2 separate regions of the Homo sapiens genome follow, and region 2 is linked to region 1. Evidence: read pairs that join two places in POLR2A ChIA-PET (ENCODE). Cell type or tissue: Panc1. All regions are shown on one strand. Each heading gives the region's core, and the rest is flanking DNA. Links, peaks and the distances in the headings are about the cores only.

Region 1 (2,500 bases), core at 1-2,500:
CCTGACCTTGTGATCGGCCCACCTTGGCCTCCCAAAGTGCTGAGATTACAGGCGTGAGCCACTGCACTTGGCCAGAAATTTTTTTTTTTTTTTTTTTTTTTTTGGAGACAAGAGTCTCAGTCTGTCGCCCAGGCTGGAGTGCAGTGACGTGATCTTGGCTCACTGCAACCTCCACCTCCCGGGTTCAAGTGATTCTCGTGACTCAGCCTCCCTGAGTAGCTGGGATTACAGGTGCCCACTGCCACGCCCGGCTAATTTTGTATTTTTAGTACACACAGGGTTTTGCCGTGTTGGCCAGGCTGGTTTCAAACTCCTGCCCTCAGGTGATCTGCCCGCCTTGGCCTCCCAAAGTGCTGGGATTACAGGCATGAACCACTGCACCCAGCCCAGAAATTTGTTTTTTTCAAGTTCAGAGGTAGACATTTCAGGACTGGTATAGCAGCTCAACAAGTTGTCAAGCAGGCTTCTCCTATATTGCTGTTTTGCCATAGGTAGCACATTGCCTCATGGTCCAAGATGACTGCTTGAGTGCCAGCCATCATGTCCACATTCCAGCCAGCAAAAAGGAGGAGAAGGAGGAATAAAGAAAGGCACACCCTCTTCCTTTGAAGAGTTGTCCTAGGCCAGGCACGGTGGCTCATGCCTGTAATCCTAGCACTTTGGGAGGCCGAGGCGAGCAGATCATTTGAGGCCTAGATGGGTGGTCTCAGGAGTTCGAGACCAGCCTGGCCAACATGGTTAAACCCCCTTCTACTAAAAATACAAAAAAATTAGCTGGGCGTGGTGGCACGCATCTGTAATTCTAGCTACTTGGGAGGCTGAGGCAGGAGAATCGCTTGAACCTAGGAGGCAGAGGTAGCAGTGAGCAGAGATAGTGCCATTGCACTCCAGCTTGGGCAACAAGAATGAAACTTCTTATTAAAAGAAAAAAAGTTGTCCTGGGCCAGGCACGGTGGCTCACACCTGTAATCCCAGCACTTTGGGAGGCTGAGGTGGGTGGTTTCAGGAGTTCGAGACAAGCCTGGCCAAAATAGTGAAACCCTGTCTCTACTAAAAATACAAAAATTAGCCGGGCGTGGTGGCGAGCGCCTGTAATCCCAGCTACTCATGAGGCTGAGGCAGGAGAATCGCTTGAACCCAGGAGGCGGAGGTTGCAGTGAGCCGAGATTATGCCACTCCACTCTAGTCGGGGCAACAGAGTGAGACTCCATCTCAAAAAAATGTAATAATAATACAAATAAAATAAAGAGTTGTCCTGGAAGGTCCCCTTGGCTTATCTGTTTCCATCTCAGTAGCTGGAACTTAGCCAGATGATCTGTTTAGTTGCAAGGAAGCTGAGAAATGTGGATGGTATTTTAGGATTTAGGCCACATGCCCAACTAACAATGTGAAGTGTGCTGGCCATTGGTGTAATCCCAACCCAGATGCTGGGAATCACACTTGTAATGCCAGCACCTTGGGAGGCTGAGGTGGGAGGATCACTTGAGGCCTGGAGTTCAAAACCAGTCTGGGCAACATAGCAAGATCCTGTCTCCACAAAAAAATACAAAAATTAGCTCATTGGTGCACATGCCTGTAGTCCCAGCTAATCAGGAGGCTGAGGCAGGAGAATGGCTTGAACCCAGGAGGCGGAGGTAGCAGCGAGCCGAGATTGTGCCACTGCACTCCAGCCTGGGTGATAGAGCAAGACTCCATCTCAAAAAAAAAAAGGTAAAGTTCTATGACGAAAGAAAAAAATGGATGTTGGAGAAGGAAGACATGGTGAGTGACGGGACCACAGGAAGAAGTCGTGACCTTCATCCTTGCCCTTATGTCCTGGGGCAAGTCGTGGAAGCTTCTAGAGCCTCTGTGTTCTTATCTCTGGAATGAGGGTGGACAGCACCTTCTAGGGAGGATTAGGAGAGCTGATGTGCTTGGAGAGGAAGCTCTGAACAGACCCGGGGCTTCAGCACTTTGGAGGGGGAACTATTGCTGCCACACCCCGCTCCCTCCAGGCCCACGAGGACTCGGAGAAGCTGCGGGAGATCGTACTGCCCATGGAAAAGGAGATCGAGGAGCTGAAGGCGAAGCTGCTGAGGGCCGAGGAGCTGATTCAGGAGATCCAGGTGAGGGCACGGCCAGGGGGCGCTGGGGAAGGAGGGGTGCCAGAGGACCCTGGCCCCCCAGCCTCTTCCCTGCCCCCTTCCCTAGAGACGTCCCCGGCATGCCCCTTCCCTGCACGGCTCCACGGAGTTGCTGCCCCTGTCCCGGGATCCATCGCCCCCGCTGGAGCCTCTGGAGGAGCTGAGCGGAGATGGGGGTCCAGCCGCTGAGGCCTTCGCTCACAACTGCGATGACAGCGCCTCCATCTCCTCCTTCTCCCTTGGCGGTGGGGTCGGCAGCAGCTCCTCCCTGCCCCAAAGCCGCCAGGGCCTGAGCCCTGAACAGGAAGAGACGGCCTCGCTGGTGTCTACGGGCACCCTGGTTCCCGAGGGCATCTACCTGCCCCCTCCTGGCTACC
Region 2 (15,721 bases), core at 8,230-10,729, 100 kb after region 1:
ACTTGGGGTTTCATATGCTGGCATGCTTCCAGGGATTTACGGTTTGCATCTCTTCTCCCCTGATTCCTACCTTGGCATGGGCTGTCCACATGCACGGTGGCCTGCCAGCACTTGGAGGGGCCACAAGCACAGTGTGTTCAGTATACTGAAGTGCACATGCTCACTTAAGACGTTCTTCCCTTACAGATCTAGCATTCCTGGAGGAAGGGCATGTACCATTAAACTCCGCCATTTTGCCTCTTGGTGCATAAGCTTGAGCCCATTTACCCAACTTCTGAGATCTTATCGAGAAGCTGCTGATCATCAGTTTCAAGTGTTTTCCATCTATTTGGAGACTGCCTTTCCCTGGTGCTGGCTGCAACCAATTACTATTTTAGAGACAAGTTTAACAACCACCTGACCATCACCTGATGGTTGCCTAACATTCCTGGTGGTGGGGTTGGGGCAGCACTCCTGCCCCAACAATGGGAATGTTGTCTTATCGTGTGCAATTTAAAAATTATATCACTATGGCCAGGCTCAGTGGCTCACGCCTGTAATCCCAGCACTTTGGGAGGCCGAGGTGGTTGGATCGTGAGGTCAGGAGTTCGAGACCAGCCTGGCCAATATGGTGAAACCCCGTCTCTACTAATAATACAAAAATTAGCTGGGTGTGGTGGCTCACGCCTGTAGTCCCAGCTACTCGGGAGCCTGAGGCAGAAGAATCGCTTGAACCCGGGAGGTGGAGGTTGCAGTGAGCCAAGATCATGCCACTGCACTCCAGCCTGGATGACAGAGCCAGACTCCATCTCATAAAAAAAAAAAAAAAAAAAAAAAGAAAAGAAAAAGAAAGCAAACTTCAAAAGACTGTGCTACCTTTTGTATACTGTGCTACCTTTTGTATAAGGAAGAAGGGGAAATATGAAGACATAAATGTATCTGCAGGTTTTTGCCAAGAAAAACAAAGTATAAACCAGAAACTCATCAAATTGATTACCTGTGATGGGGGGATGGGGGAAAATGAGGATTGCTTGAGCTCAGGAGGTCCTGGCTGCAGTGAGCCGTGATCTCGCCACTGCACTCCAGCCTGAGCGACAGAGCGAGACCCTATCTCAAAATAAAAACAAAACAGACAGTATGGGGAAAATTGATAAATTTGGAATATAGACTACAAAGTATTGCATCCATGATAAATTTCCTGAATGTGTTATGACTCTACTGGAGATATGGAAGGATGTATTCTTTTTTGTGGTTGTTGAGACAGGGTCTCGCTCTTGTCACCCAGGCTGGAGTGCAGCAGTGGGGTCTTGGCTCAATGCAGCCTCCACCTCCCAGGCTCAAGAGATCCTCCCACCTCAGTCTCCCAAGTAGTTGTGGCTGGAACTATAGGTGTGCACCACCACGCCCAGCTAATTTTTTGTTTCTTGGTTTTTTTTTCTTTTGGTAAAGATGGGGTTTTGCTGTGTTGCCCATGCTGGTCTTGAACTGCTGGCCTCAAGCTATCCACCTGCCTCTGCCTCCCAAAGTGTTGGGATCACAGATGTGAGCCACCATGTCCGGCCAGGGTGTTTTTTTGTTTTGTTTTGTTTTTTGTTTTTTGAGACAGAGTCTCCCTCCCTCTTGTCACCCAGGCTGCAGTGCAGTGGTGAGATCCCAGCTCACTGCAACCTCCGCCTCCTGGGTTCAAGTGATTCTCCTGCCTCAGCCTCCCGAGTAGCTGGGATTACAGGCGTGTGCCACCACGCCTGGCTAATTTTGTATTTTTAGTAGAGAGGGGGTTTCTCCATGTTAGTCAGGCTGGTCTTGAACTCCTGACCTCAGGTGATCCACCCTCCTTGGCCTCCCAAAGTGCTGGGATTACAGGCGTGAGCCACTGCGCCCGGCCTAATTTTTGTATTTTTAGTAGATACGGGGTTTCACCACATTAGCCAGGCTGGTCTTGAACTCCTGACCTCAAGTGATCTGCCCACCTTGGCCTCCCAAAGTGCTGGGATTACAGGCGTGAGCCACCAAGCCCAGCCCAGGGTATATTCTTAGTAAATATATAAAGAAGTATGATGGGGCAACAGAGTGTGATAGATGCAACCTACTCTCAAATGTTTCCAAAAGGCCAGGTGTGGTGGCTCATGCCTGTAATCTCAGCACTTTGGGAGGCTGAGGTGGGTGGATCATTTGAGGTCAGGAGCTCGAGACCAGCCTGGCCAACATGGTGAAACCCTGTCTCTACTAAAATACAAAAAATTAGCCAGGCGTAGTGGTGCGCGCCTGTAGTTCCAGCTACTCGGGAGGCTGAGGCAGGGGAATCGCTTGAACCCGGGAGGTGGAGATTGCAGTGAGCCGAGATCTTGCCACTGCACTCCAGCCTGGCAACAGAATGAGTCTCACACACAAACAAGGTTTCCAAAAAAAGCATATATATATATATATATATACACATACACACACATATATATGTATAATATACACACAGAAAGAGAAAATGCAAATGTGGCAAAATATTAACAACTGGTGAATCTGGGTAAATGTTATCCTGACGTTCTAGACTTTCCTGGAAACGCTAGCCTTTTAACATCTCTGTACATTTGAAATTGTTTCAAAATAAAGAATTTGAAGCCCAGGCATGGTGGCTCACACCTGTAATCCCAGCACTTTGGTAGGCCGAGGTGGGCAGATCACCCGAGGTCAGGAGTTCAAGACCAGCCTGAGCAACATGGATAAACCCCATCTCTACTAAAAATACAAAATTAGCTGGGCATGGTGGCGCATGCCTGTAATCCCAGCTACTCGGGAGGCTGAGGCAGGAGAATCGCTTGAACCTGGGACACAGAGGTTGCGATGAGCCGAGATCGTGCCATTGCACTCCAGCCTGGGCAACAAGAGTGAAACTCTGTCTCAAAAAAAAAAAAGAATTTGCACATAAGTAGTAAAATTAGTTCAAAGCTTTTGGAAATATAAAAATAGTAAAAATTGGCTGGGCACAGTGGCTCACGCCTGTAATCCCAGCCCTTTGGGAGGCCGAGGCAGGCAGATCACGAGGTCAGGATATCGAGACCATCCTGGCTAACATGGTGAAAACCCATCGCTACTAAAAATACAAAAAAATTAGCCAGGAATGGTGGTGGGCGCCTGTAGTCCCAGCTATTCGGGAGGCTGAGGCAGGAGAATGGCGTGAACCCGGGAAGCGGAGCTTGCAGTGAGCCAAGACGGCGCCACTGCACTTCAGTCTGGGTGACAGAGCAAGACTCCGTCTCAAAAAAAAAAGTAAAAATTGTCCAGGCGCAGTGGCTCATGCCTGTAATCCCAGCACTTTGGGAGGCTGAGGCAGGCAGATCACTTGAGGTAAGGAGTTCGAGACCAGCCTGGCCAACATGGTGAAACTCCATCTCTACTAAAAATACAAAAATTAGCCGGGCCTGGTGGCAGGCGCCTGTAATCCCAGCTACTCGGGAGGCTGAGGCAGGAGAATCGCTTGACCCTGGGAGGTGGACAGAGGTTGCAGTGAGCCGAGATCATGCCACTGCACTCCAGCCTGTGCGACAGGTGGAGACTCCATCTCAAAACAAAAACAGAAAAAAACCCCAACAAACAGATGAATGGATAAAGAAAATGTGGTACATATATATAATGGAGTACTATTCAGCCATAAAAAAGAATGAGATCCTGTCATATGTGACAACATGAATGGAACTCGAGGTCATGATGCTAAGTGAAATAAGGTGGGCACAGAGACAAGCTTCAAAAGTTTTCACTTATTTGTGGGAGCCAAAAATGAAAAACAGTTGAACTCCTGGAGACAGAGAGTAGAAGGATGTTTACCAGAGATTGGGAAGGGTAATGGAGGCAGGGAAGGCAGAATGGTTAATGGGTACAGAGATATAGTTAGATAGAATAAATAAGATCTAGTATTTGTTTGTAATGACTTCTGGATTAAGCATTTTAAAAAAGATCTTAGCTGGGCGTGGTGGCACATGCCTGTAGTCCCAGCTACTCGGGAGGATGAGGCAGGAGGATTGCTTGAGCCTGCTGGGAGGTCAAGGCTGCAGTGAGCAGAAATCACGCCACTGCACTCCAGCCTGAGTAACACAGAGAGACCCTGTCAAAAAAAAAAAGAAAAGGATTAAAAAAATTACTTGATAGCACAACAGGGTGACTACAGTCAACAATAATTTATTGTACATTTAAAAATAACTAAAAGAGGGCCAGGCGTGGTGGCTCACGCCTGTCATCCCAGCACTTTGGGAGGCCAAGGCAGGTGGATCACTTGAGGTCAGGAGTTCGAGACCAGCCTGGCCCACATGGTGAAACCCCGTCTCTACTAAAAATACAAAACTCAGCCAGGTGTGGTGGTGGGTGCCTGTAATCCCAGCTACTCGGGAGGCTGAGACAGGAGAATTGCTTAAACCTGGAAGGCAGAGGCTGGGTGTGGTGGCTCACGCCTGTAATCCCAGCACTTTGGGAGGCCAAGGCAGGTGGATCATGAGGTCAGGAGTTCGAGACCAGCCTGACCAACATGGTGAAACCCCCGTCTCTACTTAAAATACAAAAATTAGCCAGGCATGGTGGTGCACGACTGTAATCCCATCTACTCAGGAGGCTGAGGCAGGAGAATCGCTTGAACACGCAAGGTGGAGGTTGCAGTGAGCCGAGATTGCACCATTGCCCTCCAGCCCGGGCAACAGAGAAAGACTGTCTCAAAACAAACAAACAAACAAACAAACAAAAAAACCTGGAAGGCAGAGGTTGCCGTGAGCCAGGATCTCACCACTGCACTCCAGCCTGGGCGACAGAGTGAGACTCCATCTCAAAAAAAAAAAAAAAAGGCTGATCATGGTGGCTCACGCCTGTAACCCCAGCACTTTGGGAGGCTGAGGTGGGCACATCACCTGAGGTTGGGAGTTTGAGACCAGCCTAACCAACATGGAGAAATCTCTACTAAAAATACAAAATTAGTTGGGTGTGGTGGTGCATGCCTTTAATCCCAGCTACTTGGGAGCCTGACGCAGGAGAATCGCTTGAACCCAGAGGCAGAAATTGCAGTGAACCGAGATCGCGCCATTGCACCCCAGACTGGGTGACAAAAGTGAAACTCTGTCTCAAAAAACAAACAAACAAACAAACAAAAAACCCTAAACTAAAATAGTTTAATTTGATTCTTTGTAACACAAAGGATAAACGTAGGAGGTGCTGGATACCACATTTACCCTGATGTGATTATTATGCATTGTGTGCCTGTATCAAAATATCTCATGTACCTTGTAAATATATACACTTACTACGTTCCCACAAAAAATAAAAATAAAAAACTAAAAAAAGAGATAGTTATCTTTCATACAAGGAAAGTTCTCACTGTTTCTCCAAAATGAGACTCACTGTCATAATGATCATTGCACCAGTTGCTGGCTATTTTAATTACTCCTCAAATTAAGTCATAGTCTTGAATGTTCTGCTACCTAAAGGCCGAATTGTAGAGCTAACCTCCAATAACTTGTATAAAAAATAAGAACGAGGAGAGAAAAAAAAGAAAGCTCTTTCCTCCATCTTCCCCTGCCACCAAAATGGCGCATATGACTGTCCCGGCTGATGCTCTCAAGAACATTGACAGGCTGGGTGCTATGGCTCATGCTTGTAATCCCAGCACTTTGGGAGGCTGAGGCAGGCAGATCATGAGGTCAAGAGATCAAGAACATCCTGGCCAACATGGTGAAATCCTGTCTCTACTAAAAATACAAAACTTAGCTGGGCGTGGTGGCGCACGCCTGTAATCCTAGCTACGCGGGAGGCAGGGGCAGGAGAATCGCTTGAACCCGGGAGGCAAAGGTTGCAGTGAGCCGAGATCGCACCATTGCGCTCCAGCCTGGTGAAAGAGGGAGACTCCGTCTCAAAAAGAAAAAAAAAAAAAATAGAACATCAACAATGCCAAAAAGAGAGGCAAAATGCCAGGTACCTATTAGGCCATTCTCCAAAGTCATCGTCCAGTTTCTAACTGTGATGATGAAGCATGGTTACATTGGCGAATTTGAAATCACTGATGATCACACAGCTGGGAAAATTACTGTAAACCTCACAGGCAGGCTAAACGTGGGATCAGCCCCAGATTTGATGTGCAAAGATCTAGAAAAATAGCAGAATGATCTGCTTCCATCCCGCCAGTTTGGTTTCATTGTACTGACCACCTCAGCTGGCATCATGGACCATGAAGAAGCAAGACGAAAACACACAGGAAGGAAAATCCTGGGACTCTTTTTCTAGAGATGTAACACATATTTACAAATAAAATGCCTATGGACCAAATAAAAAAAAAAAGATGGCTAGCATGTACAAATAAAGACATGAATATATTATGCAAAAAGGGGCCAGGTGCGGTGGCTCACGCCTGTAATCTCAGGACTTTGGGAGGCCAAGACGGGCGGATCACTTGAGGTCAGGAGTTTGAGACCAGCCTGGCCAACATGGTGAAACTCCATCTCTACTAAAAAATACAGAAATTAGCCAAGCATGGTGGCACATGCCTGTAATCCCAGCTACTCGGGAGGCTGAGGCAGGAGAATTGCTTGAACCCGGGAGGCAGAGGTTGTAGTGAGCTGAGATTGAGCCACTGAACTCCAGCCTGGGCGACAGAGTGAGAGTCCATCTCAAAAAAAAAAAAAAAAAAAAGCAAAAAGGAAATATGACAAGCTTCCAAGATCCTCAGTTCTGTAATTGGTCATGAGCCCATAATTGGTAACTATGTTCCCTTCTGTAAGTATCCAAAAATCCTTGGGCTCCGATAATTGGGCTTTTTACCTGGTAGGATGAGGCAAAGCTTCATTCCTAAAGGGTCCGCATTGTCCTGCCTTCTTTTAGTTACCACAGTTTTTCAGTAACATGTATTATTGGGCATAGAAATAGTAAGAGGCACTCCAGAGAAACCCGGGATTCAGACACACCATCCTTACCCCCATGGTGTGGCAGCAACCCAGTTTCCTCCTGGTCATAAGGATCAATAACTCCAGCCAGTAGAGTAACCCCATTTTCTGCGGTTGGTTCAGTGGCCTAAAAAGTCCAACATGACCAGGTGGCAGTCTCATTTTCCAATTCAATGGTATCATTGTTGTGTCCCTGATGGAAGAATTCCTCCCTTGAGGACTAAGTCTTCCAAGTCAGCAGAGCTCAAACTTACCAAGACAGGAAACAAAAAATCTGCAAGTGGGTTATTTGGTAGAATAGTGAGACTGGGCGAGGTGGGAGGATGGTTTGAGGGCAGGAGTTTGACAACAGCCTGGGCAACATGGCCAGAACCTGTCCACGCCCCCACCAAACAAAAAGAAATACAAAAATTAGCCAGGTGTGGTGGCACGCACCTGTAGTCCTAGCTACTTGGGAGGCTGAGGCAGGAGGATTGCTCAAGCCCAGAAGTTCAAGGCTGCAGTGAGCCATAATTGCACCACTGTACTCCAGGCTGGGTGACAGAATAAGACTTTGTCTTTAACAAACAATTTTTTGATCAGGTGTGGTGGCTCACACCTGTAATCCCAGCACTATGGGAGGCTGAGACAGTCAGATTACTAGAGGCCAGGAGTTTGAGACCAGCCTGACCAACATGGCGAAACCCCATCTCTACTAAAAATGCAAAAATTAGCTTGGTGGCCAGACGCGGTGGCTCATGCCTGTAATCCCAACACTTTGGGAGGCCAAGGAGGTTGGATCACGAGGTCAGGGGTTCAAGACCAGCCTAACCAACATGGTGAAATCCTCTCTGTACTAAAAATACAAAAATTAGCCTGGCGTGGTGGCGCATGCCTGTAATCCCAGCTACTCAGGAGGCTGAGGCAGGAGAATCACTTGAACCCGGGAGGCAGAGGTTGCAGTGAGCCAAGATAGCGCCATTGCACTCCAGCCCCGGGGACAAGAGTGAAACTCCATCTCAAAAAAAAAAAAAATTAGCCAGGCGTCAGCTGGGCACAGTGGCTCACGCCTGTAATCCCAGCACTTTGGGAGGCCGAGATGGGTGGATCACGAGGTCAGGAGATCAAGACCATCCTGGCCAACCTGGTGAAACCCCATAAAAGTACAAAAAAAAAAATTAGCTGGGTGTGGTGGTACGTGCCTGTAAACCCAGCTACTCGGGAGGCTGAGGCACGAGAATCGCTTGAACCCGGGAGGCAGACTGCAGTGAGCCAAGATGGCGCCACTGCATTCCATCCTGGCGACAGAGCGAGACAACATCAAAAAAAAAAAAAAAAAAAAAAATTAGCTAGGCGTGGCGGTCAGCTACTTGGGAGGCTGAGGCACAAGAATCGCTTGAATCCGGAAGGCGGAGATTGCAGTGAGCTATGACACTCCAGCCTGGGCGACAGAGTGAGAGTTTGTCTCAAAAAAAAAAAAAAAAAAACAAACGGCCAGGCACAGTGGCTCACGCCTATAATCCCAGCACTTTGGGAGGCCAAGGCGGGCGGATCATGAGGTCAGGAGATGGACACCATCCTGCTAACACGGTGAAACCCCGTCTCTACTAAAAACACAAAAAAAATTAGCCGGGCGTGGTGGCGGGCGCCTGTAGTCCCAGCTACTCTGGAGGCTGAGGCAGGAGAATGGCGTGAACCTGGGAGGCGGAGCTTGCAGCGAGCCGAGATCGCGCCACTGCACTCCAGCCTGGGCGACAGAGCAAGACTTTGTCTCAAAAAAGAAAAGAAAAGAAAAAAAAACAGCGAGAAGAACGAGATCTAATATCTCTCCTTGATTCTGACTTGTATTCTGGCTATGAGAGAAAAAGCACTACATAATGGTCTCTCATTAAGACAGCAGTGTTGGCCGGGCGAGGTGGCTCACGCCTGCAATCCCAGCACTTTGGGAGGCCAAGGCAGGCGCATCACCCGCGATCAGGAGTTCGAGACCAGCCTGACCAACATGGAGAAATCCTGTCTCTATTAAAATACAAAATTAGCCAGGCGTGGTGGCGCATGCCTGTAATCCTAGCTACTCAGGAGGCTGAGGCAGCAGTATCTCTTGAACCAAGGAGGTGGAGGTTGCAGTGGGCTGAGATCACCCCATTGCGCTCTAGACTGGGCAACAGGAGTGAGACTCTGTCTCAAAAAAAAAAAAAAAAGATAGTAGTGTGCATGCTATAAAAAAGAATCCCAGCCTCTGTGCGGGGTAAAAAACCCAAACCATTCTTTCTGGGGTGTGGTCTCTCAAGTGGTGCCTTAACTGAGTCTTTATTTTTTTGAGATAGAGTCTTGCTCTGTTGCCCAGGCTGGAGGGCAGTGGCATGATCTCGGCTCACTGCAACCTTCACCTCCCAGATTCAAGTGATTCTCCTGCCTCAGCCTCCAGAGTAGCTGGTATTACAGGCATGCGCCACCACGCCTGGCTAATTTTCGTATTTTTAGTGGAGATGGGGTTTTACATGTTGGCCAGGCTGGTCTCAAACTCCTGACCTCAAGTGATTTGGCCTCCCAAAGTGCTGGGATTACAGGTGTAAGCCACCACATCTTGCCTTAACTGAGTCTTTAATACATCATTGCACCACACTAGGGGTCATGTTGATTTCTTCTGCTGTCTAAAGATACCACATGTGAGGCAGCAGCTGCAATTGGAGTCACCATCTAAATGAGTTTCCCATAGTCCACAGTCATTCTCTAAGATCCATCCAACCAGCATATGCCAAACGCCTGCCCATTCAAGTCTTTTTTTTTTGACACAGTTTCGCTCTTTTGCCTAGGCTGGAGTACAGTGGTATGATCTCAGCTCAGAAGCCTCTGCCTCCCAGGTTCAAGCGATTCTTCTGCCTCAGCATCCTGAGTAGCCAGGATTACAGGCACCTGCCACCACACTCGGCTAATTTTTGTACTTTTAGTAGAGATAGGGTTTCACCATGTTGCCCAGGTTGGTCTCGAACTCCTGACGTCAGGTGATCCACCCGCCTCGGCCTCCCAAAATGCTAGGATTACAGGCCTGAGCCACCCCACCTGGCCCCTTGCAAGTCTTTGAGGGTGGCACTAGTCTCTGCGACTCTCCAGGGATGTGATAATGCTTCTGGTTAACTGTCTTTTTAAAATTTTTTTTCTTTGAGACAGAGTCTCCCTCTGTTGCCCAGGCTGGAGTGCAGTAGGATGATCTTGGCTCACTGCAACCTCTGCCTCCTGGGTTCACGCCATTCTCCTGCCTCAGCCTCTTGAGTAGCTAGGACTACAGGTGCCCGCCATCACACCTGGCTAATTTTTTGTATTTGTAGTAGAGATGGGGTTTCACCGTGTTAGCCAGGATGGTCTCAATCTCCTGACCTCGTGATCCGCCTGCCTTGGCCTCCCAAAGTGCTGGGATTACAGGTGTAAGCCACTGCGCCCAGCCCTCTGGTTAACTGTCTTGACAGGAAGTGGAAGTTACAGGGACTTTCCCTTAGCCCTTTCCACCATGATTCTCTCACTCCATGGGTGGGAGAGCCAGTGTGGAGATTTGTCAGTTGCCATAGATGGCTATTCCTATTATACTCTCAGGAATTTGGAAATAACCACAGGGTGGGACCATAGATCAACGGAGCCCTCTGTGAGCTGGGGCTGAGCTAAGACTCCATCTAGCACCTGACCATCTATCTTTAAGCCCCTACTTTTAGTGATGAGCCACAGTGGCATTTTGGATCCTCAGGACTTGGCGTTAATTCAGAGCCAATGTCTAGGAATCCTCAAAAGGTTGGGTATTTTCTTCTCCCTGATGCACACTCTAGTAAACAGGGCATGTTCCTCTCTCAGGGAGAACCAAACTTCTCTCCAATTAAGTGACTCTGGATCTATGCTGACTTAGGTCTAAAATTCAGGCGAGAGACTACAACTCTTCACTATGGCAACTCAACTTAGGTTTTTGGCTACTAGAGCAAGTTTTTTGTTTATTTTTTTGAGATGGAGTCTTGCTCTGTCAACCAGGCAGAAGTACAGTGGTGTGATCTTGGCTCACTGCAACCTCTGCCTCCCGGGCTCAAGCAATTCTCCTCCCTCAGCCTCCCGAGTAGCTGGGATTACAGATGCACGCCACCACACCTGGCTAATTTTTGTATTTTTAGTAGAGATGGGGTTTCACCATGTTGGCCGGGCTGGTCTCGAACTCCTGACCTCAGGTGATCTACCTGCCTCAGCCTCCCAAAGTGCTGGGATTACAGGTGTGAGCCACTGCGCGCAGCTTATTTATTTATTTATTTTTAACAAGGTCTTGCTCTGTTGCTCAGGCTGGAGTGCGCTGGTGCAATTATAGCTCACTGCAGCCTCGGACTCCTGGGCTCAAACCATCCTCCCACCTCAGCCTTCAGAGTAGCTGGGACTACAAGTGTGCACAACCATGCCCAGCTAATTAAAAAAAAAAAACCAAAAAAACCTTTTTTTGGTGGAGACATGGTCTCACAATATTGCCCAAGCTAGTCTCAAACACCTGGCCTCAAGCAAATCTTCCTGCCACAGCCTCCCAAAGTGCTGGGATTACAGGCATAAGCCACTGTGTCCAGCCAGAATTTGATGTTTTGACATATATTTTATATCTATAGCCGTGAAGTCATTACCACAATCATGATAGCGAAGGTATGCATCACGCAGAAGTCTCCTTGTGACTGTAATCTCTCCCACCTGCCTCTCTCTGACCCCTCATACCCAAGAAACCACTGATCTGCTTTCTGTCACGATAGGTTGATTTGCATTTTCTTTTTTTCTTTTTGAGATGGAGTTTTGCTCTTGTCACCCAGGCTGGAGTGCAATGGTGCAGTCTCAGCTCACTGCAACCTCCGCCTCCCAGGTTCAAGCAATTCTCCTGCCTCAGCCTCCCAAGTGGCTGGGATTACAGGCACCCACTACCACACCCAGGTAATTTTTGTATTTTTAGTAGAAACGGGGTTTCACCACATTGGCCAGGCTGGTCTCGAACTCCTGAGCTCAGGTGATCTGCCTACCTCAGACTCCCAAAGTGCTGGGATTATAGGTGTGAGCCACCATGCCTGACCTGATTTGCATTTTCTAGAGCAGGGGTTGGCAAATGTTTTTTGTAAAGGGCCAAATAGTAAATATTTTAGGTGTTGTAGGACAACAGATAAAAAGTAGTATATTATGGCAGGGCACAGTGGCTCACGCCTGTAATTCCAGCACTTTGGGAGGCCGAGGCGGGCAGATCACTTGAGGCCAGGAGTTTGAGACCAGACTGACCAACATGGCAAAACCCAGACTCTACTAAAAATACAAAAATTACCCAGACATGGTGGCGCATGCCTGTAATCCCAGCTACTGGAGAGGCTCAGGCATGTGAATTGCCTGAACTCAGGAGGCAGAGGTGGCAGTGAGCCGAGATCACACCACTGCACTCCACCCTGGGTGACAGAGCGAGACTCTATCTCAGAAAAAAAAAAAAAAAAAAAGAACAAAGTTAGTGTTCCCTATCATCAAAGTCTATGACAAATGTTTATCTGTTAATTCTAATCTGTAATGAGATTTGGCAAAAATAGTTTTTCCTGAAGATAGGTATTGCCAAATACAGATAGCAATCCACAAGCATATGATGTCACGAGCACATTCATCATTTGAAAGGCATTTATAGAATTCTATTTGGACTCTGGCCAGGTGCGGTGGCTCACTTAATCCCAGCACTTTGGGAGGCCGAGGTAGGTGGATCACTCGAGGCCAGGAGTCCCAGACCAGCCTAGGCAACACGGCAAAACCCCCCTCTCTACTGAAAATACAAAAAAATCAGCCAGGCCTGGTGGCGTGTGCCTGTAATTCCAGCTACTTGATGCTCAGTATCATTTGAACCTGGGAGGTAGAAGTTGCAGTGAGCTGAGATGGTGCCACTGCACTCTGGCCTGGGCACCAGAGCAAGACCGTGTCTCAAAAAAAAAAAAAAAAAAAATCTATTTGGATTGGATTTTTCTCTTGCTATCTGCCTTTTAGCATGTCACTACATTATGGTTTAATCACTTGAGATGTGTCTCAATTTCACTGAAGTCCTAAAAATGCTACTGGAACTGCAGTTTGAGATTGGAAATGTAGCTCCTAAAAATCTATATGGGAATGGACATCTTGCTCCTTGTTTTAACTTTGATATTATGGGCTGTGTATAAGGCAGCTTGACATCGCTTGTGATTCAAACAATATACCATCAATGAAGTTACTTTACAGCAGCATACGTTAAACATATACGTGCTGTTTTGCCTTATAATTTTAGGTTGAATTATTAAGAGATATTATCAAAACTGCTTCAAAAGCTAGCTAACAAAGCCTCTCAGTGTTTGATAGCAGTGGTTATGTGTGGTTCTTCTTTGTTGTTGTTGTTGTTGAGACGGAGTCTCGCTCTGTCGCCCAGACTAGAGTGCAGTGGCATGATCTAGGCTCACTGCAACCTCCACCTCCCCAGGTTCAAGCGATTCTCCTGCCTCAGCCTCCGGAGTAGCTGGGACTACAGGTGCCCGCCACCAAGCCTGGCTAATTTTTTGTATTTTTAGTAGAGACGGGGTTTCACCATGTTAGTGAGGATGGTCCTCAAGTGATCTGCCCACCTCGGCCTCCTGAAGTGCTGGTAACACAGGTGTGAGCCACTGCACCTGGCCCGGTTCTTATTTAGAAAAATTTCAGGCCGGGTGCAGTGGCTCACACCTGTAATACCCGCAATCTGGGAGGCCGAAGCAGGTGGATTACCTGAGGTCAGGAGTTCGAGACCAGCCTGGCCAACACAGTGAAACCCCGTCTTTACTAAAAATACAAAAAAAAATTAGCCAGGTGTGGTGGCGGGCACCTGTAATCCCAGCTACTTGGGAGGCTGAAGCAGGAAAATCCCTTGAACTCGGGAGGCAGAGATTGCAGTGAGCTGAGATAGCACCACTGCACTCCAGCCTGGGTGACAGAGTGAGACTCAGTCTCAAACAAAAAAAGAAAAGAAAAGAAAAAAAAATTCAATCTCAGCCCGGAGTTAAAAACCATATGGCTGTGTGTGGTGGCTCATACGTATAACCCCAGCACTTTGGGAGGCTGACACAGGCAGATTACTTGAGCCCAGGAGTTCAAGACCAGCCCGGGCAACATGGCAAAACCCTGTCTCTGCAAAAAATGCAAAAACTAGCCAGGCGTGGTGGCATATGTGTGTAGTCCCAGTTTCTTAGGGAAGTAACCTTAGGTGGAAGGGTCACCTGAGCATGAGAGGCAGAGGTTGCAGTGAGCCAAGATCACACCACTGCACTCCAACCTGGGTGACAGAGTGAGACCCTGTCTCAAAAAAACAAAACAAATCAAAACCATAAAATTTAGCACTTCCAAGACATCAAACTACTGTATGGCATGGCAAGTCAGGATATTCAGCTTGTATTTCTAACAAAAATTTATGGAACTGACAGTTAAATCCACACAAGCAAATGAAGTTCACAATTGACAGTACTGGTTCAATATCTTATGACAGATTCAAAAATGTGTGCAAAGTACCTGCTGATGAATCATACAGTTAATAACCATAGGCTTTTTTTTTTTTTTTTTGAGATGGAGTCTCCCTTATCGCTCAGGCTGGAGGGCAGCGGCGCGATCTCCACTCACTGCAACCTCCGCCTCCTGGGTACAAGCGATTCTCCTGCCTCAGCCTCCTGAGTAGCTGGGATTACAGGCATGTGCCACCATGTCCGGCTAAATTTTGTATTTTTAGTAGAGATGGGGTTTCATCATGTTGGCCAGGCTGGTCTTGAACTCTTGACCTCAGGCAATCTACCCGCCTCAGCCTCCCAAAGTGCTGGCATTACAGGCGTGAGCCACCGTGCCCAGCAACCATAGGCTTTAAACACCTTACATTTGCACAAGCTTTGTAAATTCGTCCAACAAAGGCTTTTTCTGCTCCATATATATATATAATATATATATTATATATATATATATTTTTTTGAGACGGAGTCTTGCTCTGTTGCCCAGGCTGGAGTGCAGTGGCACTATCTCGGCTCACTGCAAGCTCCGTCTCCTGGGTTCACGCCATTCTCCTGCCTCAGCCTCCCAAGTAGCTGGGACTACAGGCGCCCGCAACCACACCTGGCTAATTTTTTTTTTTTTTTTTTGAGATGGAGTCTCACTCTGTTGCCCAGGCTGGAGTGCAGTGGTGTGATCTCGGCTCACTGCAAGCTCTGCCTCCCAGGTTCACACCATTCTCCTGCCTCAGCCTCCTGAGTAGCTGGGACTACAGGCACCCGCCACCACACCCAGCTAATTTTTTTGTATTTTTAGTAGAGACAGCGTTTCACCGTGTTAGCCAGGATGGTCTCGATCTCATGACCTCGTGATCTGCCCACCTCGGCCTCCCAAAGTGCTGGGATTACAGGTGTGAGCCACCGCGCCCAGCCTATTTATTTTTTTTTGAGATGGACTTTCACTCTTGTTGCCCAGGCTGGAGTGCAATGACAAGATCTCGGCTCACTGCAACCTCTGCCGCCTGGTTCAAGCAATTCTGCCTCAGCCTCCCAAGTAGCTGGAATTACAGGCGCCTGCCACCAGGACTGGCTAATTTTTTGTATTTTTAGTAGAGGCAGAGTTTCACCATGTTGGCCGGGCTGGTCTTGAACTCCTGGGCTCCAGTGACCTGCCTGCCTCAGCCTCCCAAAGTGCTGGGATTACAGGCATGAGCCACTCCGCCTGACCCAGATATTATTATTGTTTTTGTTACTCTTATTATCGCAAAGACTCTCTCCCAATTTATGGCTTATCTTTTCATTCTATTAAGTGCCTTTTTTCCCCCAAGATGAAGTCTCGCTGTGTTGCCCCAGCTGGAGTGC

Evidence for each region. Peaks named below come from ENCODE experiments on the same cell type or tissue, not always from the same donor. Only the 100,000 strongest peaks of a DNase experiment are listed, where the experiment ranks them.
Region 2: POLR2A ChIA-PET joins it to region 1 with 8 read pairs; 16 of 35 experiments call an interaction of 5 or more read pairs at or near these places.

What each region holds. Positions count from the first base shown.
Region 1 is chr16:28,914,277-28,916,776 of GRCh38, reverse strand. RABEP2 (rabaptin, RAB GTPase binding effector protein 2) reads left to right here. Exons shown (of 13, transcript NM_024816.3): 4 at 1,995-2,105; 5 at 2,191-2,500. Among named protein-coding and RNA genes, the nearest start is that of RABEP2, 9.7 kb to the left of the region's middle. In Panc1, for the core only: no CTCF peak of the experiment used is centred there; a DNase peak (open chromatin) is centred at 1,326.
Region 2 is chr16:28,804,487-28,820,207 of GRCh38, reverse strand. LOC124903672 (a long non-coding RNA gene) reads left to right here. Exons shown (of 2, transcript XR_007065042.1): 2 at 187-1,117. It also overlaps the pseudogene RPS15AP33. Among named protein-coding and RNA genes, the nearest start is that of ATXN2L, 11 kb to the left of the region's middle. In Panc1, for the core only: no CTCF peak of the experiment used is centred there; no DNase peak of the experiment used is centred there.